2 separate regions of the Homo sapiens genome follow, and region 1 is linked to region 2. A link is an interaction called in ENCODE POLR2A ChIA-PET data of the cell type or tissue named here. Cell type or tissue: CD4-positive, alpha-beta T cell. All regions are shown on one strand. Links, peaks and the distances in the headings refer to the core of each region. The heading gives the core; the rest is flanking DNA. Region 1 overlaps MRPS5 (mitochondrial ribosomal protein S5). Region 2 holds the start of MAL (mal, T cell differentiation protein (MAL blood group)).

What was found. ChIA-PET counts read pairs that join two places held together with the same protein. Peaks named below come from ENCODE experiments on the same cell type or tissue, not always from the same donor. Only the 100,000 strongest peaks of a DNase experiment are listed, where the experiment ranks them.
Region 1: POLR2A ChIA-PET joins it to region 2 with 10 read pairs; 3 of 35 experiments call an interaction of 5 or more read pairs at or near these places.

Annotation. Positions count from the first base shown.
Region 1 is chr2:95,087,965-95,099,639 of GRCh38, forward strand. It overlaps MRPS5 (mitochondrial ribosomal protein S5), which reads right to left. Exons shown (of 12, transcript NM_031902.5): 11 at 2,422-2,558. Among named protein-coding and RNA genes, the nearest start is that of MRPS5, 28 kb to the right of the region's middle. RefSeq lists an enhancer at 1-54. In CD4-positive, alpha-beta T cell, for the core only: no CTCF peak of the experiment used is centred there; no DNase peak of the experiment used is centred there.
Region 2 is chr2:95,020,932-95,032,606 of GRCh38, forward strand. MAL (mal, T cell differentiation protein (MAL blood group)) reads left to right here and starts at 4,777. Exons shown (of 4, transcript NM_002371.4): 1 at 4,777-4,954. The coding sequence starts at 4,862. MAL-AS1 (MAL antisense RNA 1) reads right to left here and starts at 6,098. Exons shown (of 8, transcript XR_007087136.1): 1 at 5,628-6,098; 2 at 5,409-5,502; 3 at 3,264-3,326; 4 at 2,286-2,412. RefSeq lists enhancers at 1,154-1,654, 5,161-5,884, 10,809-11,675 and a silencer at 4,677-4,806. In CD4-positive, alpha-beta T cell, for the core only: a CTCF peak has its summit at 2,391 (motif pointing right); DNase peaks (open chromatin) are centred at 2,420, 4,810, 5,080, 5,720 and 1 weaker place; H3K4me3 peaks cover 4,550 bases; H3K27ac peaks cover 1,571 bases.

The DNA.
Region 1 (11,675 bases), core at 907-8,906, 66 kb after region 2:
CAGCAACAGGCCAGGAAGCACTACAAAACAAACAACCTGGTTTCCTCAACAAAAAATCATAAGCGGGGCGGGGGTGGGGGAAGAGGAGGGGAACCTATTTAAAAGGCATAGCAAAAACATACATTAACCTGTTCTGCAACCTGATTCAAACACATTGTGTAAAAAAAAAAAAAATTTTTTTTAATCTAACAAATGGAATTTGCTCATTTGTATGAACATTGATTGGATATTTGATGATACAAGTTACTGTTAACTTTTTAGGTATGATAATAGTATTACAGGGTATTTTTTAAAATCCTCATCTTTTCGAAGATACATACTAAAATATTTAGGGTTGAAATAAAATGTCTGAGATTTGGTTCAAAATAACTGGGGGTGTACTAAGAAGCAAGACTGGTCATGAGCTGGGTAACAGGGCCATGGGGATTCACTGCAGAGGGAAGCCACAGAGATCTGGAAGCAGGCAGATTAGTTCAGTAGACGTTATTCATGGTACAATGACATACCTGCTATGTCAATCCCGTGATCCCAGGCCTTATGGCTGCCTTGCACTATTCTAATTATATATCTAATGCCCTGCAGTATGTGTGAAATTAGAAAACAGATGAGCCATTTCATAAACAAAATAATTTATATTGGTGTATCTTTCAATCAAAGGCATATCACCTAAAGTGGTGGCATCTTTTCCTTTTTGAGTGACATATTAAATAATGCAACCTTTTATAGCTGATGGCATTTTAGGAGAGATGACATATGGTAACTATATCAGAAGGTTTAAAAGACTAAAAGAAAACAAAGATATCACATAAAAGAACAAGTCTAGGCTGGGCGCGGTGGCTCACGCCTGTAATCCCAGCACTTTGGGAGGCCAAGGCGGGTGGATCACGAGGTCAGGAGTTCAAGACCAGCCTGACCAACATGGTGAAACCCCATCTCTATTAAAAATACAAAAATTAGCCGGGCATGGTGGCACGTGCCTGTAGTCCCAGCTACTCAGGAGGCTGAGGCAGGAGAATCGCTTGAACCCGTGAGGCGGAGGTTGCAGTGAGCTGAGATGGAGCCACTGCACTCCAAGCCTTGGTGACAGAGCAAGACTCTGTCTCAAAAAGCAAAAACAAACAAACCAAAAACCAAAAACAGAACAAGTCTACTGGATCATAAATACAACCTATCTAAAATCAACATCTTAATTAAACCTCTAATGTTTCAATTTACAAGTGCTCTGAAGGGTGTTTTAGACAGTAACACACACAAAAGCTGTTCAGAAAACAGAAGGCTTTTACCCAAAGCCTTCTTTTTCTTTTAATTTTCCTACTTTAAACAGAGACATGTAAAATTACTCCATGGATCACTTTACCTAAAACCCACCACTGTACTCCTGAAATGTCAGGAAGCCTGCCAAAGTCCTCAGCTAACAGAGTTCAGCAAATGGAGCCTATTGAACCTGGTTGTCTTTTCTGTTCATCCACCTATGCTAAGGTCTACCCATCCTTTCAAGAGACAGGCCAGCCCTCCTGGGCAGGTAGGGGAGCTGCCCAAGAATGGGGGCCCGGTGCAGTCACAGCCCTGCCCTCCATGGTGGGTGATTGGGAGCCGGGCCCAGGGCTCCCACCTATGAGGAAAAGTAACCTGATATGTTAATGTTCATAGTTCCCTACCAACCCAGGCATCAGTCCGAACCACCTACACAGGTAACAGGGAACTGACTGTGCCTGCCCTGTGTGCAGAGGTGCCCTGGGTGCTTCATCCTAGCCCCAACTGAAAGGACTAAATTAGGAAATGAACTTTCTCTTTTGATTTTACTTTTCTATACTGTTGGAGCTTTAGAACAAGCAGGTGTTATTTTCATAATAACATGTAGATTGTAATTATTGGCTTTAAAAATGCTGCTTAGAAAAACCCATGAAGTACTTTTTAAAAGGTAATTTTCAGGCCGGGCGCGGTGGCTCACACCTGTAATCCCAGCACTTTGGGAGGCCGAGGCGGGCGGATCACGAGGTCAGGAGATCGAGACCATCCCGGCTAAAACGGTGAAACCCCGTCTCTACTAAAAATACAAAAAATTAGCCGGGCGTAGTGGCGGGCGCCTGTAGTCCCAGCTACTTGGGAGGCTGAGGCAGGAGAATGGCGTGAACCCGGGAGGCGGAGCTTGCAGTGAGCCGGGATCCCGCCACTGCACTCCAGCCTGGGTGACAGAGCGAGACTCCGTCTCAAAAAAAAAAAAAAAAAAAAAAAAGGTAATTTTCATGAACTTGTCAATGGATTTAACTAAACTGATGCAGTCACAGACAACAAAGAATGCCCAACTCCTCAGGTGGCCCCAGGAAAGCATCTCCAGGAGGCCCCAGGGCATCGTAGCCCCAACACACACAACTGAAATACAAACTAGAACCTCTGTTTCAGACCCCGGGAAAGGATTACCTGTCTGGAGAGCCCACGGAAGAGGCCCTGGGTGAGGCTGAGCATATTAATGGACCCAGAGACCTTGGCATACATGTCTTTGATGCCAATGAGCCGGCAGATGGTGATGATGGCCCTGTGGCAGCGGAGGCCGTAACCTAGAAAAGGAGAAACCGGGTGAAACACAGCCCACTCGCCTGCAGCCGGAGGAGTCACCCTGCTGGCTTTCGCATGGCTTCAGGCTCTGGGCTTCGGGAAACTGGTTCATATTCTGGTATCACCACTTCCTAGTGAGCTGACCCTTGACAACTTACTTAACTTCCAAGATGACACTTACTCAAACAGGATACTACAAGGATTAAGAAGATGACATCTACAAATATCTTGAACACATTTTGAGGGCAAAAAAACAGGATTGTTATTGAGATTAATAAACATGCATGAAAATTCTTGGCACCCCAGACTCATTTAACTAAGGATGGAGGGACACGTCTCTTCTCACCCTCCTTGATAGTTCCGTTGCCCTGAGCAGAGGGTCCACTTCCTCCTCCTGAAGAAGCTCCTCTTTTCGTTTTGGTAACACATCCTCTCCTGGATTTCCTCCTAGCTATTGGCCTGTCCTCTCCTCCTTGCTGGCCTCTAAATCTTGGGGGGTCTCCCCTCCAGCCACTGGCCCTACCCTTTTCTGCCTGTAATTCCTTCTCCAGAGAGCTTTAAAAACACAAACCAAACAAGTTGCTCCCCATTTAAAGATCCCTCCTTCCCACTGTTCTCGAGATTAATATAAAGAGCACCATGGCCTATTCAGAGCCTTCTGTGCCTGAGTCCTGCCCGCCCACCTCCCTGACCTCATCTAGAGACACGCCACCTCCTGCTGGCTTCCTCACCTTAAGGACTGCACTTGGGATTCCCTCTGCCTGGAATGTCCTCCCAGCTCTGCCCCCTTGGCTCCTTCTCACCTTCAAGGTCCCACTCAAATTGCTCCTCTTCAGACAGGCCTTCTGTGACCATGCTATTCAAGGTGGCATCCTTCCTTCTGCCTTCCTCCCTCCTACTCTAACACAGTACCCTGATTAGGGCACTCAACGAAACCTGTTTATCCAATGCTTCCCCTGAGTAGAAGATGGCTCCCATGAGGGCCAGGATATTGTTTACCGCGGTGTCCCCAGAGCCCAGAGCAGTACCTGGCAAATGCAGGTGGAGTGAGGGAGCTGCAGGGCCCAAGTTTGGCCTCTAACATTATTTGCCAGACATAAAACTCGGCACACACCTCTTCTGCTCCAAGGCAGAAAATCTACTCTGGAAGTTGGACATTAATGGCTTTCTAGTTTGACTTTTTATGGTCAAAAACTATTCCTTCTACTTGAAAGGGCCAATGAACTGTGGCCTCCATAATTATGCCAGAGCATGCAAGAACTTAAGGGGATAGCTAAAGACAGGTCACAATGGGGTCCTCTGTTCTTCCAGGTGGAGTTATGTACACACAGAACAGGTGCCGCCGACACGTGAACATAATGCACCCATGTCTGGATGAGCACTGGTGTGCACACACCTAGAGAGAGGTACACGTGGAAGGGGGTATCATGCAGATTCTGGAAGGAGCTGAGAGGCAGCCTCTACCCTGCCACTGCTCGCTGAATGACTGTGGCAAGAAGATCCCTCCCTACAACACCTACTTGGCAGTGCTGCTGATGAGCACTGAGATGTGTAATACACAGTACCTGGACCAGCACAGACACTGCATGAACACTGGCCACTGTGTGACACATACACAAACACCCACGTGACAGTGGTCATAGTCCGATGGTAATGATTTGACTACCTTCCAGGCACAGACTGTCAAAAAACACTTGTTTAATAAATATGGCAAAGTTTTGCAGTGCTGTGTGTGGAACTGAATACTGTTCTATAGCCGAAGTAGAAGTGTTCCATGGTTAAATACATTTGGGAACACCACACCCTCCATTTCTCTTGGGAGATTCATATTGCATGGCAGTGCATTAAAGATTGCAACATTCACAAAGATGCAAAAATACTTTTGGTGCCTTTCCTTAATCCAGTTCTGCCATCTGGCATCCTTTTTGGAGTAAAACCTTTTCTATCTCCTACAGAACTAGTAACACATAGGCACATCATTTAGGAAATGCCTATTTGTACACGTATGTACAAAATGTCTATAAATGTGTATGTATTCAGGAAACGTCTAAAAGTATTATATACTGTTTTAGCTTCAAAATCAGAATATTAACCCCGATACATAGGTAATGGTCTAGATCATACAAAAACCTGAAAAATACAGCTTTGATTAGAAGACAGGAAAGATTTTAAAAGGTAGGTTCTTCAATTAAATTAAAATTACAGCAGTCATTTGAATAGGATTCCGTTCCAAGATGGCCGAATAGTAACAGCTCCAGTCTGCAGCTCCCAGTGTGACTGACGCAGAAGACAGGTGATTTCTGCATTTCCAACTGAGGTACCTGGTTCATCTCACTGGGACTGGTTGGACAGTGGGTGCTGCCCATGGAGCAGGGCAGGGCATCGCCTCACCCGGGAAGCACAAGTGGTCCAGGGATTTCCCTTGCCTAGCCAAGGGAAGCTGTGACAGACTGTACCGGGAAAACCGGGACACTGCCACCTAAATACTGTGTCTTTCCAATGGTGGTAGCAAACGGCACACCAGGAGATTATATCCCAGGCATGGCTCAGCAGGTCCCACGCCCATGGAACCTTGCTCACTGCTAGCGCAGCAGTCCGAGATCAAACTGTGAGGCAGCAGCCCTGGCTAGGGGAGGGGTGTCCGCCATTGCTGAGGCTTGAGTAGGTAAACAAAGCGGCCAGGAAGCTCGAACTGGGTGGAGCCCACCGCAGCTCAATGAGGCCCACCTGCCTCTGTAGACTCCACCTCTGTGCACAGGGCATAGCTAAACAAAAGGCAGCAGAAACTTCTGCAGACTTAAACGTCCCTGTCTGACAGCTCTGAAGAGAGCAGTGGTTCTCCCAGCACAGTGTTTGAGCTCTGAGAATGGACAGACTGCCTCCTCAAGTGGGCCCCTGACCCCCGTGTAGCCTAACTGGGAGACACCTCCCACTAGGGACCGACCGACACCTCATACAGCCAGGTGTCCCTCTGAGACGTAGATTCCAGAGGAAGGATCAGGCAGTAATATTTGCTCTTCTGCAATATTTGCTGCTCTGCAGCCTCTACTGGTGATACCCAGGCAAACAGGGTCTGGAGTGGACCTCCTGCAAACTCCAACAGACCTGCAGCTGAGGGACCTGATTGTTAGAAGGAAAACTAACAAACAGAAAGGAATAGCATCAACATCAACAAAATGGACATCCACACCAAAACCCCATCTGTAGGTTACCATCATCAAAGACCAAAGGTAGATAAAACCACAAAGATGGGGAGAAACCAGAGCAGAAAACCTGAAAATTCTAAAAACCAGAGCGCCTCTTCTCCACCAAAGGATCCCAGCTCCTCGCCAGCAACAGAACAAAGCTGGATGGAGAATGACTTTGACAAGTTGGCAGAAGTAGACTTCAGAAGGTCGGTAATAACAAACTTCTCCAAGTTAAAGGAGAATGTTCAAACCCCATCACAAGGAAGCTAAAAATCTTGAAAAAAGATTAGACAAATGGCTAACTAGAATAAACAGTGTAGAGAGTACTTTAAATGACCTGATGGAGCTGAAAACCATGGCACGAGAACTACGTGATGCATGCATAAGCTTCAGTAGCCAATTCAATCAAGTGGAAGAAAGGGTATCAGTGATTGAAGATCAAATTAATGAAATGAAGCAATAAGAGAAGTTTAGAGAAAAAAGAGTAAAAAAACGAACAAAACCTCCAAGAAATATGGGACTATGTGAAAAGACCAAATCTACATTTGATTGGTGTACCTGGAAGTGACAGGGAGAATGGAACCAAGTTCGAAAACACTCTTCAGGATATCATCCAAGAGAACTTCCCCAACCTAGCAAGGCAGGCAAACATTTAAATTCAGGAAATACAGAGAACACCACAAAAATACTCCTTGAGAAGAGCAACCCCAAGACACATAATTATCAGATTCACCAAGGTTGAAATGAAGGAAAAAATATCAAGGGCAGCCAGAGAGAAAGGTCGGGTTATCCACAAAGGGAAGCCCATCAGACTAACAGCGGATCTCTCAGCAGAAATTCTATAAGCCAGAAGAGAGTGGGGGCCAATATTCAACATTCTTAAAAGAATTTTCAACCCAGAATTTCATATCCAGCCAAACTAAGCTTCATAAGTGAAGGAGAAATAAAATCCTTTACACACAAGCAAATACTGAGAGATTCTGTCACTACCAGGCCTGCCTTACAAGAACTCCTGAAGGAAGCACTCAACATGGAAAGGAACAACCGGTACCAGCCACTGCAAAAACATGCCAAATTGTAAAGACCATCGATGCTAGGAAGAAACTGCATCAACTAATGGGAAAAATAATCAGTTAACATCATAATGACTGGATCAAATTCACACATAACAATATTAACCTTAAATGTAAATGGGCTAAATGCCCCAATTAAAAGACATAGACTGGCAAATTGGATGAAGAGTCAAGACCCAGTGTGCTGTATTCAGGAGACCCATCTCACGTGCAGAGACACATATAGGCTCAAAATAAATGGATGGAGGAAGATCTACCAAGCAAATGGAAAGCAAAAAAACAGCAGAGGTTACAATCCTAGTCTCTGATAAAACAGACTTTAAACCAACAAAGATCAAAAGAGACAAAGAAGGCCATTACATAATGGTAAAGGCATCAATTCAACAAGAGCTAATTATCCTAAATATATATGCATCCAATACAGGAGCACCCAGATTCATAAAGCAAGTCCTTAGAGACCTACAAAGAGACTTTGACTCCCACACAATAATAATGGGAGACTTTAACACCCCACTGTCCATATTAGACAGATCAATGACACAGAAGGTTAACAAGGATATCCAGGAAGCAGACCTAATAGACATCTACAGAACTCTCCACTCCAAATCAACAGAACATACATTCTTCTCAGCACCACATCGCACTTATTCCAAAGTTGACCACGTAGTTGGAAGTAAAGCACTCCTCAGCAAATGTAAGAGAACAGAAATCACAACTAACTGTCTGTCAGACCACAGTGCAATCAAACTAGAACTCAGGATTAAGAAACTCACTCAAAACCGCTCAACTACATGGAAACTGAACAACCTGCTCCTGAATGACTACTGGGTAAATAACAAAATAAAGGCAGAAATAAAGATGTTCTTTGAAACCAATGAGAACAAAGACACAACGTACCAGAATCTCTGGGACACATTTAAAGCAGTGTGTAGAGGGAAATTTATAGCACTAAATGCCCACAAGAGAAAGCAGGAAAGATCTAAAATCGACACCCTAACATCATAATTAAAAGAACTAGAGAAGGAAGAGCAAACAAATTAAAAAGCTAGCAGAAGGCAAGAAATAACTAAGATCAGAGCAGCACTGAAGGAAACAGACACACAAAAAAAACCTTCAAAAAAATCAATGAATCCAGCAGCTCATTTTTTGAAAAGATCAACAAAATTGATAGACTGCTAGCAAGACTAAGAAGAGAGAAGAATCAAACAGATGCAATAAAAAATCACCACCAATCCCACAGAAATACAAACTACCATCAGAGAATACTATAAACACCTCTACACAAATAAACTAGAAAATCTAGAAGAAATGAATAAATTCCTCGACACATACACCCTCCCCAGACTAAACCAGGAAGAAGTTGAATCGCTGAATAGACCAACAACAGGCTCTGAAATTGAGGCAATAATTAATAGCCTACCAACCAAAAAAAGTCCAGGACCAGACAGATTCATAGCCAAATTCTACCAGAGGTACAAAGAGGAGCTGGTACCATTCCTTCTGAAACTATTCCAATCAATAGAAAAAGAGGGAATCCTCCCTAACTCATTTTATGAGGCCAGCATCATCCTGATACTAAAGCCTGGCAGAGACACAACCAAAAACAAAGAGAATTTTAGACCAATATCCCTGATGAATATCGATGCAAAAATCCTCAATAAAATACTGGCAAACCAAATCCAGCAGCACATCAAAAAGCTTATCCACCACGATCAAGCCAGCTTTATTCCTGGGATGCAAGGCTGGTTCAACATATGCAAATCAATAAACATACTCCATCACATAAACAGAACCAAATGTCAAAACCACATGATTATCTCAATAGATGCAGAAAAGGCCTTCAACAAAATTCAACAGCCCTTCATGCTAAAAACTCTCAATACACTAGGTATTGATGGAACGCATCTCAAAATAATAAGAGCTATTTATGACAAACCCACAGCCAATATCATACTGAATGGGCAAAAACTGGAAGCATTCCCTTTGAAAACTGGCACAAGACAGGGAAGCCCTCTCTCACCACTCCTATTCAACATACTGTTGGAAGTTCTGGCCAGGGCAACCACGCAAGAGAAAGAAATAAAGGGTATTCAATTAGGAAAAGAGGAAGTCAAATTGTCCCTGTTTGCAGATAACATGATTGTGTATTTAGAAAACCCCATCGTCTCAGCCCAAAATCTCCTTAAGCTGATAAGTAACTTCAGCAAAGTCTCAGGATACAAAATCAATGTGCAAAAATCACAAGCATTCTTATACACCAATAACAGACCAACAGACAGCCAAATCATGAGTGAACTCCCACTCACAATTGCTACAAAGAGAATAAAATACCTAGGAATCCAACTTACAAAAGATGTGAAGGACCTCTTCAAGGAGAACTGCAAATCACTGCTCAATGAAATAAAAGAGGACACAAACAAATGGAAGAACATTCCATGCTCATGGATAGGAAGAATCAGTATCGTGAAAATGGCCATGCTGCCCAAGGTAATTTACAGATTCAATGCCATCCCCATCAAGCTACCAATGACTTTCTTCACAGAATTGGAAAACACTACTTTAAAGTGCATATGGAGCATATGGAACCAAAAAAGAGCCCGCATTGCCAAGACAATCCTAAGCCAAAAGAACAAAGCTGGAGGCATCATGCTACCTGACTTCAAACTATACTACAAGGCTACAGTAACCAAAACAGCATGGTACTGGTACCAAAACAGAGATATAGACCAATGGAATCGAACAGAGGCCTCAGAAACAACACCACACATCTACAACCATCTGATCTTTGACAAACCTGACAAAAACAAGAAATGGGGAAAGGATTCCCTATTTAATAAATGGTACTGGGAAAACTGGCTAGCCATATGTAGAAAGTGAAACTGGATCCCTTCCTTACACCTTATACAAAAATTAATTCAAGATGGATTAAAGACTTAAATGTTAGACCTAAAACCATAAAAACCCTAGAAGAAAACCAAGGCAATACCATTCAGGTCATAGGCATGGGCAAGGACTTCATGACTAAAACACCAAAAGCAATGGCAACAAAAGCCAAAATTGACAAATGGGATCTAATTAAACTAAAGAGCTTCTGCATGGCAAAAGAAACTACCATCAGAGTGAACAGGCAACCTACCGAATGGGAGAAAATTTTTATAATCTACCCATCTGACAAAAGGCTAATATCCAGCATCTACAAAGAACTCAAACAAATTTACAAGAAAAAATCAAACTACCCCATCAAAAAGTGGGCAAAGGATATGAACAGACACTTTTCAAAAGAAGACATTTATGCAGCCAACAGACACATGAAAAAATGCTCATCATCACTGGTTTTGCAAATCAAAATCACAATGAGATACCATCTCACACCAGTTAGAATGGCAATCATTAAAAAGTCAGGAAACAACAGGTGCTGGAGAGGATGTAAAGAAACAGGAAGGCTTTTACACTGTTGGTGGGGCTGTAAACTAGTTCGACCATTGTGGAAGATAGTGTGGCGATTCCTCAGGGATCTAGAACTAGAAATACCATTTGACCCAGCCATCCCATTACTGGGTATATACCCAAAGCATTATAAATCATGCTACTATAAAGACACATGCACACATATGTTTATTGCGGCACTATTCACAATAGCAAAGACTTGGAATCAACCCAAATGTCCATCAATGATAGACTGGATTAAGAAAATGTGGTACATATATACCACTGAATACTATGCAGCCATAAAAAAGGATGAGTTTCATGTCCTTCGTAGGGACATGAAGCTGGAAACCATCATTCCGAGCAAACTATCTCAAGGACAGAAAACCAAACACCGCATGTTCTCACTCATAGGTGGGAACTGAACAATGAGAACACTTGGACACAGGGTGGGGAACATCACACACTGGGGCCTGTGGTGGGTTGGGGGCAGTGGGGGAGGGATAGCATTAGGAGATATACCTAATGTAAATGACGAGTTAATGGGTTCAGCAAACCAGCGTGACACATGGATACCTATGTAACAAACCTGCACATTGTGCACATGTACCCTAGAACTTAAAGTATAATTTAAAAAGAAAGAAAGAAAACATGAATATAATACATAAACATATGGGGACCTTGCCAGAGAAATAAAAATTATTATTATTATTATTTTTTTTTTTTTTTTGAGACTAGTCTTGCTCTTTTACCCAAGCTGGACTGCAGTGGTGATATCTCGGCTCACTGCAAGTTCCACCTCCCAGGTTCACCCCATTCTCCTGCCTCAGCCTCCCGAGTAGCTGGGACTACAGGCGCCTGCCACTGCGCCCAGCTAATTTTTTGTATTTTTAGTAGAGATGGGGTTTCACCATGTCAGCCAAGATGGTCTCAATCTCCGGACCTCGTGATCCGACCACCTCAGCCTCTCAAAGTGCTGGTATTACAGGCGTGAGCCACCGTGCCCGGCCAAAAATTATTTTTAAAATTAAAAAAAAAAAAAGTTGTAGCAGTCATTCAAACATCATTGAGATATAAATGTATCTAAACTATGCTGCCCAACATAAACATGATCCAAGTCGTAAGCAGAAGCCATATATATAATTTCAAATGTTCTCATAGATGCATTTTGAAAAGTTTTTTTTAAAAAGTTTATTTAGAGATGTGTTTTATTAACCCAATATGTCCAAACATTATCATTTAAAATGTAATCAATACAATAATATTTTTGAGATATTTTATATTCTTTTTTTGTACTAGGTCTTTGAATCCTGGTGTGTATTTGATAATTAGAGCACATCTCAATAGCCACATATTACGTGCTCAATAGCCAGGCCCGCTAGTGACTAGTGGCTGCTGTATGGGACAGCACAGATCTAAACCTTGAAGTCCA
Region 2 (11,675 bases), core at 1,907-9,906:
TCCTGTGGTTGTTTACATTCTGCCTCCTCCCTGCTCTATCGCCTTCCTCAGACTCACTGTTGATCTCTGTATGTGCACTTGAAGCCTGCAGTGTGTGGTGCGATGCCAGACCCTCCTCCAGGAGACAGCAAGGGGCCTGGTGTGTGCTGTTCCAGTGTCGGGAAGGCTCTCTCCCTTCACCTGGTAACCACTGCTCACCAATCCAAAGGGCCCTTCCTCCCACAAGCTTCCCTATAGGCCAGGCTGGGCCGGTGCTGTACCTGGGCTCCCTGCAGTGTGCTATGCTTGATTAAGATCTGCCTCCCAAGCCTCATAATAAGCTTCAAAGAGGCAGGGGCCCCTCCTCCATGGCAACCCCATCACCCAGCGCTTACTGAACTTGGGCTGGAGGCAGGAGGCTCTACTGAGTTTACTGTTACATCTGCAGAGCGGGCACAGGGGTACCACCCAAGAGGTTCTCAGAAACAGGGCCCCACTGTGCAGCCTGCCCCCACCCCAACTTTGTTCTAGAACAGTTGGTCCATGTGCCACCTACTATGATCTGAATGTCTGTGTCCCCTCCCCAAATTCCTATGTTGAAATCCTAACCCCCAAGATGATGGTATCAGGGCTGAGGCCTTTGGGAGGTGATTAGGTCATAAAGATGGAGGCCTCATGAATGGTATCAGTGTCCTTAGAAAAGTGGCCCCAGAGAGACCCTTCACCTCCTCCACCCTGTGAAGACACAGCAAGAAGGTGCCGTCTGTGAACCAGAAAGTGGACCCTCAACAGACACGGAATCTGCAACACCTTGATCTAGGATTTCCAGCCTCCAGAACAGTGAGAAACAGGCTCCTGCTGTTGACAAGCCTCCTGGTCTACCGTAGTTTATTACAGCAGCCCGAACAGACTAAGACACCGTCTCTGAGCACTTTGCCTGCAGTCATGGACAAAGCATGCCCAGCACAGGCCCTGACCAGGTGCCTCTCAGCCTCACGTGCTGTCCCTCTTGGAAAGAGCTCTCCTAGGGAGCAGGGACTCTGTCTTTCCTACTCACACACCCTCTACCCTCCATCCCCATCCACAAGTCACCCAGACAATGCCAGCCTGTTTTGTGCTCAGAATATCATGAGGACTTTGTCGGACAGTGGCAGAGTGCCACATCTCCCTGGTTCTAGAAAACATGATCCTACAAGAGGGTGGGGAAAAGAGCACATGCGGATCATTGTCCCTGGAGGCAGTGGGCACACGGAGCCCATGGCCCATCAAAGGACAGTGCCCTGGTGAGCAGCCACCACTTCAGATTTTCCAGTTTGTGGATTTTGTGCAGTAGACACAGAGCCTGCCTGCTGGAATCAAGAGGCCTAGTCACCAGCCATGTGGCCTGCGCACATTACCTCCCATTCCTAGCCTGTATGTTGGGTGACACCCACCAGCAAGCCTCTGTGGGATTAAATGAAGCCATGCAGGCAAAGTGCCTGTGGCAGTGCTGGGACTCAGCAAGCCCTCAGTAACAGGTTCCCCTCCTGCGCTGACGCCATGGCAGCTGTGGCTGCCATTCCCCCATCCGCCAGCAGGTGCCCTCACTGCTTCATGCCTTCTATGGAACCCAGGGCTGTGGGTGACTGTGTCTGTGAGAAAAATAAAATCCCTAGGGGGAAGTGCGCGTTCAGGGTAGCTCTCTGAACTCATGTCGGCACCCGGCCTCGCCATCCATAAATGGGGATGATGACCCCCACTTCCTTGTGTTCCCAGAGGTGAAGGTCCCAAGCCCTGTCCACCAGGGCAGGTGCCTGGGGCCACACCTGAGATGACCATGAAGACTGGATTTGGGAGGCTGCCGATGTCTGCATGGAGCTGGCATTTGACTGGCAATTGCCCATCTTGAGCAGGGTTTTCATCGAGGGCTCGGAGCTTTAGAGGTGCAGCGTCACTCAGGTTCAAGGTGCTCAGCAACTCTGTGCCCTTGGGCAGCTACTTAACACTTCTGAGCCTCTGTTAGCTCATCAGTAAAATGGGAGTCATCTTACCTACCTCAAAAACCAATGCACCTACTGTTACGGATGGGCAACTCCTGCCCATTAATCTTTCCCTGAACACGTCCCTCTCCCCACAATCTCCTCCCTCCCCCTGAACACACACAAACTGGAGGTGGTAACCTCTTCCTTCCCCAGGCTGGCTCTGCAATGGCAACTTTCCAATTCCTACTTTGTGGAAACCCACCCAAGGCCACGTTATTAATATTTGACAGAAGCCCCAGACCCACCCTCTTATTCACACCCACTGGGAAGACCAAGGATACTCACTGAGTTATTATTGGCTGAAATTATTTTTTCATATCCTGCTGGAAACCAAAATATGGTCCTGGGCTTCTGATAAGTATCAACCACCTCATTCACCAGCAGGTGGCCCAGAGCACCTGCAGAAGCTGTGCTGGGGAATGAAGACAGGCCCATCTTTACTTACCAATGCCTCTCTCTTACCAATGTCTCTCTCTCTCACCAATGCCTCTGTTTTACAAATGCCTCCTCTCACCAACGCCTCTCTCTCTCTCTCTCACACACCAGTGCCTCTCTCTCACCAGTGCCTCTCTCTGTCTCACCAACGCCTCTCTCTCACCAATGCCTCTCTATTTACCAATGTCTCTCTATTACCAGTGCCTCACTCCTCACCAGTGCTTCTTACATCCAAACAGGGCACTTCCATGTCCTCCTCTGGTGGTCAAGCACAGACAAAGCTGGAGTCATCCACCATTGGCTAAGGTTTAATGAGCACTCACCAGAGGCTGGGCTCTGCTTGGGTGCTGAGCATATGCTAGGGTGGGGAAGGAGAGGGGCAGATGGGGGTGGCTGGAGGATGCCCTGCCGAGGGTAGAGTCTGGTCAGGAAGATGAACGTCGAGCGGAGAACTCCAGGTGGGAGGAGGGGGTCACAGAGATAGGGACAAACCCCCTTGACCCTGGCCGGGCTGCCTTCCTCATCCTCTGAAGCCTCTTTCAGAGATTGCTGCCCCTCTGCCTTATCAAAGGAGGGCTGGGACTGCTGAGCTCCACTGAGTTGCCCCTGGGAGCGAGCTTTCCCCAAAGGCTCAGGCCCAAGTAGGAATGAGTTAGCAACAAAGGCTTGAAATAAGTAGGAAATCACCAAACCAAACCACAAACAAAAGCCCTCCAGGCCAGGTAAGGACATTATTAGGAGTTGATAGGATCTTCTTGTTCTTAATTAGTATGTGCTGATAGGAAATCTCCAAGCAGCTTTCGCTGGACTGCCTGAGGGTCATCTCACCTCTCTTCAGGCTGCGGCTTCCTGTGGCCACCTTGCTTTAAGGCTTGTTCCCAGGACGGTCTCCTGGGGAGGAAGAAGATGTCCTCTCAGAGGCCAGCAGGTCCAACTAACGAGCTATGAGATGCCCAAGGTGGATGAGGACCTGGGCTCCTAAAGTCCCACAGCCCATTGTGTCCAGAGAGATGCTGCCCTGGGGACCCGACACAATGGCACCTTGGTTGCAGCCGTCCGGGCTGGCAGCTCACAGAGGCACAGTGGGGTTTTCTCATTTCAAATGCCTGGCCCCTTTCCAGAGGCACTTAGAATGGCCAGCTGATGGGCGTGCTACTTTTGCTTTGGAAAATGCGTCCACGAATATACTTCTCTCCCTAGGGACTGGGAAGGAGGAAGAATTGTGCAGCAGGGAGAGGTGAAGGCCCCACTGGAGAGAAGGGGAGCCCCTTGTCCTGCCTGCAGCAGCTGCCAATGGAAAGAAAGAAGAGTTGGGAGTCTAAGCTGGAGGTTGCGGGGCCAATTCCCTTTTGGCAGGCGAGAATCCGGACTCGGGCGGATTTCAGGCTTCAGTGTTTGTAGGAGGAAACACAGCAATCACACTATTAATAGTAAATTAAAATAAATGGGCAACTGCTGCATGGTAATACTTTTTTTTTTAAGGCAAAAAATAAAAAATAGTGAAACAGAGAAACAAAACATGAAACACCGGCAGTCAACAGGCAGGCAAAGAACCTGGGGGTGGGGGTAGCAGCGGTCCCACCCTCAAAAGGCCCGGGCTGCCCAGACCAAGAGAAAGCGATGAATCTCTTCTGGTAACGTCCCTTCCTGTCGCATGGATTCAAGGCCGACCTGCCCCAGCACCACCACCAGCAGCCTTCTGCTGGGGCCGGCACAGCTGGGAGCAACCTCCTACTCTCAGGCAGACGCGCAGCACCAAGCAGAGAGGCCCGGTGCAGGATCCCAGCGCCGAACCAGCGCCGGCTCAGTGGACGCGGAAGGGGCCGGCGGCCGCGGCCGGTCCCATCCCCCACTGCAGACCCCCAGCCTGTGGCGGTGGTCCAGTTCCGCCAGGAAACCGCCGCCTGGAGCTGTGGGTCGCGCACATTAACGCATCCAGCGGAAAAATGAAGGAGACCCAAATTCAAAGTTAAAGTAATGGTGACCCGAGAGGTGCCTTGATGAGAAGGTTTGGGGTCCCGGTTACTGATGGTTATCATTCTTACGAGATGCTGGTCACCTACGAAGGGAGAAAGGCACGAGGAGCGCCTGACCAAAGTGGTTTTGCCCTGCTTCCCGCAAGAGGTGGCACCCACGGCTGGAACGCAGGAGTCAGACCCACAGTCCCCAGCTCTGGACGCCCGCAGCGGGGCCTCGAAGAGGTTCAGGGCGGTGCCCGCGGCGCTCGGGCCGGGTCTCCCGGGGCGTGGGGCGGGGGGCGGGGTTGGGCGGCGGCCGGGGCTCCTCCCTCTTCTGCCCCGGGCTCCCCTGCTCTTAACCCGCGCGCGGGGGCGCCCAGGCCACTGGGCTCCGCGGAGCCAGCGAGAGGTCTGCGCGGAGTCTGAGCGGCGCTCGTCCCGTCCCAAGGCCGACGCCAGCACGCCGTCATGGCCCCCGCAGCGGCGACGGGGGGCAGCACCCTGCCCAGTGGCTTCTCGGTCTTCACCACCTTGCCCGACTTGCTCTTCATCTTTGAGTTTGTGAGTGGCTCCTGGCCGGGGAAGGGACGGGGTGGGCTGAGCCGTGCGCTCTCTCGGGCGCCCAGCACAGCTGTCGGACGGGATCCGCTAGCTGCGCAGGTTCTGGGAGCATCGGGGCAGCAGGCGCAGGGCGGGGACTAAGCCAGGGAAGTCCCCTCCCACCTCCGGTCCTTTGTGCCCTTCTAGACCAACAGAATGAGGGGAACAGTCTACAGGACTATGGAGGAAAAACTGGGTTCCCAACTGGGGTCAGATGTAGGCAGCGGGGCAGGGGGGGACGGCTCTTGGTTCGCTGGTCCCAAAGCTGCGCGCGGGGCCCACTTGACGCGCGCAGCGCCACCGAAGCTCCCGCCGCGCTTTGCGCGGTTGGGTAGAAGTGCGCAGCTTTTACAAGGGAGAAGGTTTCGTTAAAAAAGAAAAAAAAATCAGCAAGAGAAACATTAGTATTACCAACCGAGATTTGGAGATGAGAGGGAGCTGAATCCGGTTTATTTTCTTCTGGCCTTTTAAAGTTTCTGGCGAGGGAACGTATTTGCGACCAATTCGATCTGGAAATGAGGCCATCGTTTGCTTGGCCGCAGTCCTTCTGCCCCGTGTGCGGGGTGGGGGTGGAGGAGATGGGGGGTGGGGGGTGGGGGGTGGCGGCGAGAGCGATCCGCGCGCCTCGACTGACCTTGGGCAGGCCCGGGGCCTCTGCACCTGCGGTCGGTCCCGCCTTGCACGCACGGTCTCTGCCTGAGGCTGCAGGAAAGCGCTTCCTACTGAGAACTCCTGATAAGCGCTCACGGTGTCGCGAAGCCGAAGTGACCTCCCTCAGCCTCAACTCCCCGGGGGCCGCTGGCCTTCACCTGGGAGGGGTGTGCCCTGTATGTCCTGTGGGTGCGGTCCGTCACCGCCTGAGGGACACCTTTTCCGGCACCCCACCCTCAGAAGTGTCAGCGTGGAGAGTTGGGCGGGAAAGAAAATGTCGGAGCCTGGCTGTTTAAAAATTGGACCCCAGGTTGTTATTGCCTGATTGGAGGGGGAGGGTGTGAATACCAAAGGGAGCAGGTCAGTTCATCCAAAGAGGGCTTGCGGGCAGAGGCTAAGAGGGCTGCGGCGGCCTGGGAGCAGGGCTACCATTGAACTTAGGGTGAAAGTCCAGTCGAACCCAAACCTGGGTGGAACCGGTGACTTGAAATCCTAGGGATAGGCGGAATCAAAGCAGTTACATTTAGAAGAAACCCTGGACGCCAATGAACGCAGCCCCACCGTTTACAGAGAGCCAGCCCCCCGCTGGCCTCCTTTTAGAAGTTCAGCATACAAGAAGGAGTGCCCCTGAGAGTAGGAACAGTCCAGTTAGACGGGGCGATCTGATCTGCGGGAAAGGTGACCGGAGACTCCCACCCAACCCGCCAATGCTGCAGAAATTACAGGGGCGTGGGAAACCTTGGAACCATCTACTACTGGCAGCTTGCTCTTCCAGCGTGGCTTTGTGGCCTGCCGGTAGCGGGGCTTCCAGAAGAAACAACTCCCCCTCGCCCAGAACGCTTCTCTCAGCTGACTTAGAAAGTCACTTCTCCACCTCACCCCTGTTCCCCACCTCCCTTCCTCACTTCCCAGGAGACCCGCAATGCATAGTCATCTCCAGGCATCTTCCACATGCTCTAGATTAGGGGTGGGCTCGCAGGTGCCTGGGAGAGAAGAGGAGAAAGCTGACCCCAAGCCTCTCAGTTCTCCTCTGCATGGACTGTAAATACGAAGCTGTATATATTTGATGTGTGGAAGGAGTGGAGAATTAAAGGGCCTGAGAAGGCGCTGGCCACCCCGGGAGAGTTTTTGTTTTTGTTTTTGTTTTTGCTTTTGAGACGGAGTCTCGCTCTGTCGCCCAGGCTGGAGTGCAGTGGCGCGATCTTGGCTCACTGCAGGCTCCGCCTCCCGGGTTCACGCCATTCTCCTGCCTCAGCCTCCCAGCTACTCGAGAGGTTTTTTTAATTATGGAATATTACAACTCGACAACAAAAAGACAACCCAATTAGAAAATGGACAATGGACTTGAACAGAGGTTTCTACAAAGAAGATACACAAATGGCCAATATGCACATAAAAAGATGCTTAACATCATCAGGCATTAGGAAAACTAAATTGAAACCACAATGAGGCCAGTTGCGGTGACTCACGCCTGTAATCCCAGCACTTTGGGAGGCTGAGGTGGGTGGATCACCTGAGGTCAGGAGTTCGAGACCAGACTGACCAACATGGTGAAACCCCATCTCTACTAAAAATACAAAAAAAAAAAAAAAAAAAAAAAACCCGGCTTGGGTGGCTCATGCCTGTAGTCCCAGCTACTCAGCAGGCTAAGGCATGAGCATCGCTTGAACCTGGGAGGCAGAGGTTGCAGTAAGCCGAGATCATGCCGCTGCACTCCAGCCTGGGCAACAGAGTGAGACTCGGTCTCAAAAAAATAAATTAATAAGTAAATAAATTAAATAAATAGAAAGAAAGAAATCACAATGAGATACCACTTCACACCCATTAGGATGGCTACTATCCAAAAAACGGAAAACATCAAGTATTGGATGTGGAGAAATTGGAACCCTTGGTATGCCACTGGCGGGAATGTGAAATGGTTCAGCCACTGTGGAAAACAGTTTGGTGTTCCCTCAAAAAATTACCCTCTGACCCAGCAATTCCACTCCTGGGTATATAACCAAAGGATTCCAAGCAGGGACTTTAGTATTGGCACATGCATGTTCATAGCAGCAGTCTTCACAATAACACACAGCCCAGTGGCCATCAGCAATGAACTGAATAACAAAGTGCGACATATCCAAACAATGGATACTACCTGACCATAGAAAGGAATGAAGTACTGATACGTGCTACAAAGTTGATAAACCTTGAAAACTCTATGCTAAGCAAAAGACACAAGGCACAAAATGTCATATAGTGTATGATTCCGTTTATATAAAATACTGGAATAGATAAATCCATAGAGACAGAACACAAACCCTGGTGGTTTGCCAGGGACCAAGGGGAGCAATTGTTTAATCGCTATGTGGTTTCTTTTTGGGGGTAATGAAAATGCTTTGGAATTAGATTGAGTTGGTGGGTGCACAACACCATGAATGTACTAAATGCCACTGAACTGTCAACTTAAAATGATTGGTTTGATGATATGTGAATTTCACCTCAAGTTTAAAAAACAAAAAATAGAAATATTTCAAATGCCACAGAAGAACATATACAATACTTTAACAGACACCTACATAATTATTGCCCAACTTTGTCAAATCTTAATATTTTGCCTTGTTTGCTGTTATGTATTAAGGAAATGAAGCTTTCAGATGGCATCTAAGCCTCCTAGACATCCTTCTGTTATCTTATTCTCTCTCTCCCTCCGTCCTCAGGGCCACCTGTAGGCTGAATGTGGTGTTCACTTCCAAGCACAGGTTAGACTTTTACTGCACACATATGAACTACACATGGCATTGTTTTACATGTTTTCGCACTTTATGAAAATGCCAGCATACAGTACGTATCCTTCTGCAACATGCTTTCCAGGCAACATTATGTTCTGAGATTTATACATGTTGACTTTGTTTACCCAGTCTTCTGTTAATAGACACTTTGGATAGTTCCAATTTGCTGCCTTTAGCTATTGCAGACAGCATTGCTAAGAACATTCTCATATTTGCCTCTGTAGTTACCTGTTGGAAATGTCTCCCAGAGACACTTGGAGGATGTGACTTGTTGGGTCACAGGGGATATGCACATTGTCATTTTCCCAGGTGTTATCACATTGCCGTCCAAAAGAGTAATTCCAATTTACACACCCCAGGAGCAGATTTACTGGGAAGCTGATGTTTAATTAAGTTCAAGACCCCTACTTACTCAAGCCCCTTCCAAGACTCTGCCTAATTTTGTATTCTCTTATAAAGATGGTCCTCCTGATTGTTTAAGCTTCAGGCTAAACCTGGACCTTCCCCGGCCCCTACCAGCAGCACATGAAAGTCGCCATTGTTCCTCATCACTTGGTAGCGTCAGACTTTATAATTTTCTGCTAGTCCAATGGGTGTGAAATGCTTGATTATTTTTTAAATCTGTAGTCCACTGAGTTGTTGATGACTCATAGTTCAGATTCCCATGCCTGACCTCCCAACAGCCTGGGAGGCGCAGATGTCCAAGCTGATCCGGGTGGAGCGCCACTTCCATGGTGAGGGGACTGCCCACTGGAGCAAGTGAGGGTGGCAGCTCAGGGTGGGGCATAGCAACCTCTCCTTGGCCCAGCACCCCTATCCCAGACCTCCTGACCTCTGAAAGCTGCAGAGTCCTCACAGGAAGAGGAAGGCAGGCCCAACTAGGAAGTGAGACTGCCTTTCCAAATACCTCCAGAGCCACAGAGGCTGTGCCCCTATTGCAGGTGGTGTGGTCATCAGTGCAGCCCCATATAGGCCAAGGGTGAAATAGCCAATGCTCTCCCCTCCTCCAACAAAACCCAGGGCTTTGCTTCTCGTCTGCTCCCCTGCAAAAGTCCCACCCAGTGAGGAACTTTTCCTTTTGGAGCCACTCTCTGTCTCTGTCTCCGTCTCCATTCTAAGCCAGGGACTTCCTTGACACTGGGCCACCATTCAGGGAATGAAAGGTTCACAGGGAAGGCTTTCTGTCTCAGCTGGGGCCCCCAGATGCGAGGTCTCCCACAGAGTGCCAGGAGAGACCCCCTACCCATTCAGGACTTGTGAAGGAAGTGCCTGAAGAGGGTTGTGAGATCATCTACTCAGCCCCCTCCTCCCCAGGCCACAAAGGAGGCAGGGTTGTGAGTGAGGGTGTGAGGAATGCCGCCCAGCCCTCCAGGGGCATGCCCTTCCTCCTCTGTGCCTCAGAAACACGAACAGAAGTGCAGTCACATCACGGGTTGGGGTTGGGGTGGGGAGACACCCGCAATCAGTTTGCAGTTTTGACAGTTACAGTGAACTGGACAGAGTAATGACTAAAATGACACCTTTTCTGTGACCCAAAGTGACTGGACTGTTATTAAGAGTGACCAGAGAGGTCTGGGGACTTCTGCTAGATTTCTACCTGGCTGGGGAATAGCCAGCCCGACAGAGCCGGGACTGGGCCATGGGCCAGCGAGGCAGTTTCGCATTAGGTGGTCCAAGCTGTGGCTGCACTGAGAAGGTGGCATGGGAACTCCTAGGAGACCAGAGACGTAGAATGACAGAAACCTCACTTTCAGAGCTGGCAGGGAACTGAGGCTCAGACAGGGAGCAACTTGCCTGGGTCACCGGGTCTCCAGGGTCCAGTGAGCACTTCTGGCAGTGAGCAGATCATGCCCAGGCTTCTCCTTTCACCTAATCAGCCACACGAGATTTTGCTTGCACTAGAAGGCACACTGGGATCCTGAGTAGGCAGCCCTGCCCACCTGGCAGCTCTGGGCAAGGCTTGGTCCCTTCTCTCCCCCAACAGGAATGAAGGGACAGCTCAGGACCACTGGGAAGCTCACACCTCCTCTGGGTCTCCTTGTCAAAAACACACCCTGCAGGTTCTGAGTCACGAGGTCCAGGGCAGGTTGAAGAACCCGCATTGCACTGCACACCCTCCACTGACTGGCTGAGACTTGGAGCGGACATCTCGAGGCCAGGCCACCCTCTTGATATTTTTATGGGGGATAGAATAGTGGGAACAGTTCTCAGGGAGAGGCTGGGGCAAGCAGCCAGGTGCTCTGAGGTTCTCACAAGTCAGACCAGGGACCTCCTCTGTTCTGGAGAAAGTTCCCTGCTGTGCTAGCTAGGAGCCTCTCCTACAGGCACCAGGGAGTGGGGCAGGCCCCGCTTGGCCAGAATGGGATGGTGGCTGAGTTGGCCTTCTCTGACTGTGTCCACTGGCTCCTGGCTCTGTCCCTTCTCTGTAGCTATTTAGAGAGGGCTACTGCCTGATCTTCCGTGTTTTCTCCTCTCTTCCTCTCTAAAGGGAGGAGAAGTGTTCTAGACAGAGATTTCACAGGGGTTTGGTGGAGAAGTGACTTTTCTGGTTTTTCAAGACCAGAGGCTGGCTTTGGTGAGGACTCAGTAACTTTGAGCTGCTCCCTGGAAACTGCTAAGTGTGATGATGGGGCTCATCTCCACAGGATTGTCAGACATGTGTCATCACACCTGAGCTATATTTTAAAAGATTGCCTTTTAGCTTTTCATAAGTCACTCCCCCACCTCACAGGGATGGGGCAATGCCAGAACTGGTGCAAAGGCACCCTTTCTGTCCCAGTGCTTTCAGAAGTGAGTAGGAAGCCCCACGATGCTGCTGCCAGCAGCGCTCACACTCAGGTCGGCCAGGGACAAGGGCTGAATTTTGCACCTATACTCGCCACACCAGCAGGCGAGGGGCAGAGCATATTGTGCTGCCAGCACAGACTAGCTCTGCACAGCCTTAGCAGTGGCTTGGCTTTGTCCTGGGCCCAGACACATTCTCCAGAGAAGGGGCTGGGAGTAGGGACTGGACCACCTGGGACCTGCCTTGACACAGGACAGAGCCAGCCAGACTTGAACTAGAAGGGGCTGGGGGCTGACTTAAGCCACTCCAGGGCTTCCTCCTGGCCCCTCCAGTGTCAGTGCCGGACATGGTGCTTTGGACCAGCAGGCCTCAGGGACAGGTGCTGATAGGACACCCCAGAGGGTGTACCCTCCTGGTGTTGATGGGTGTGAGGACAGTGGGGGACTGTGCCCCTTGTCCTTGAAGCAGGAACGTT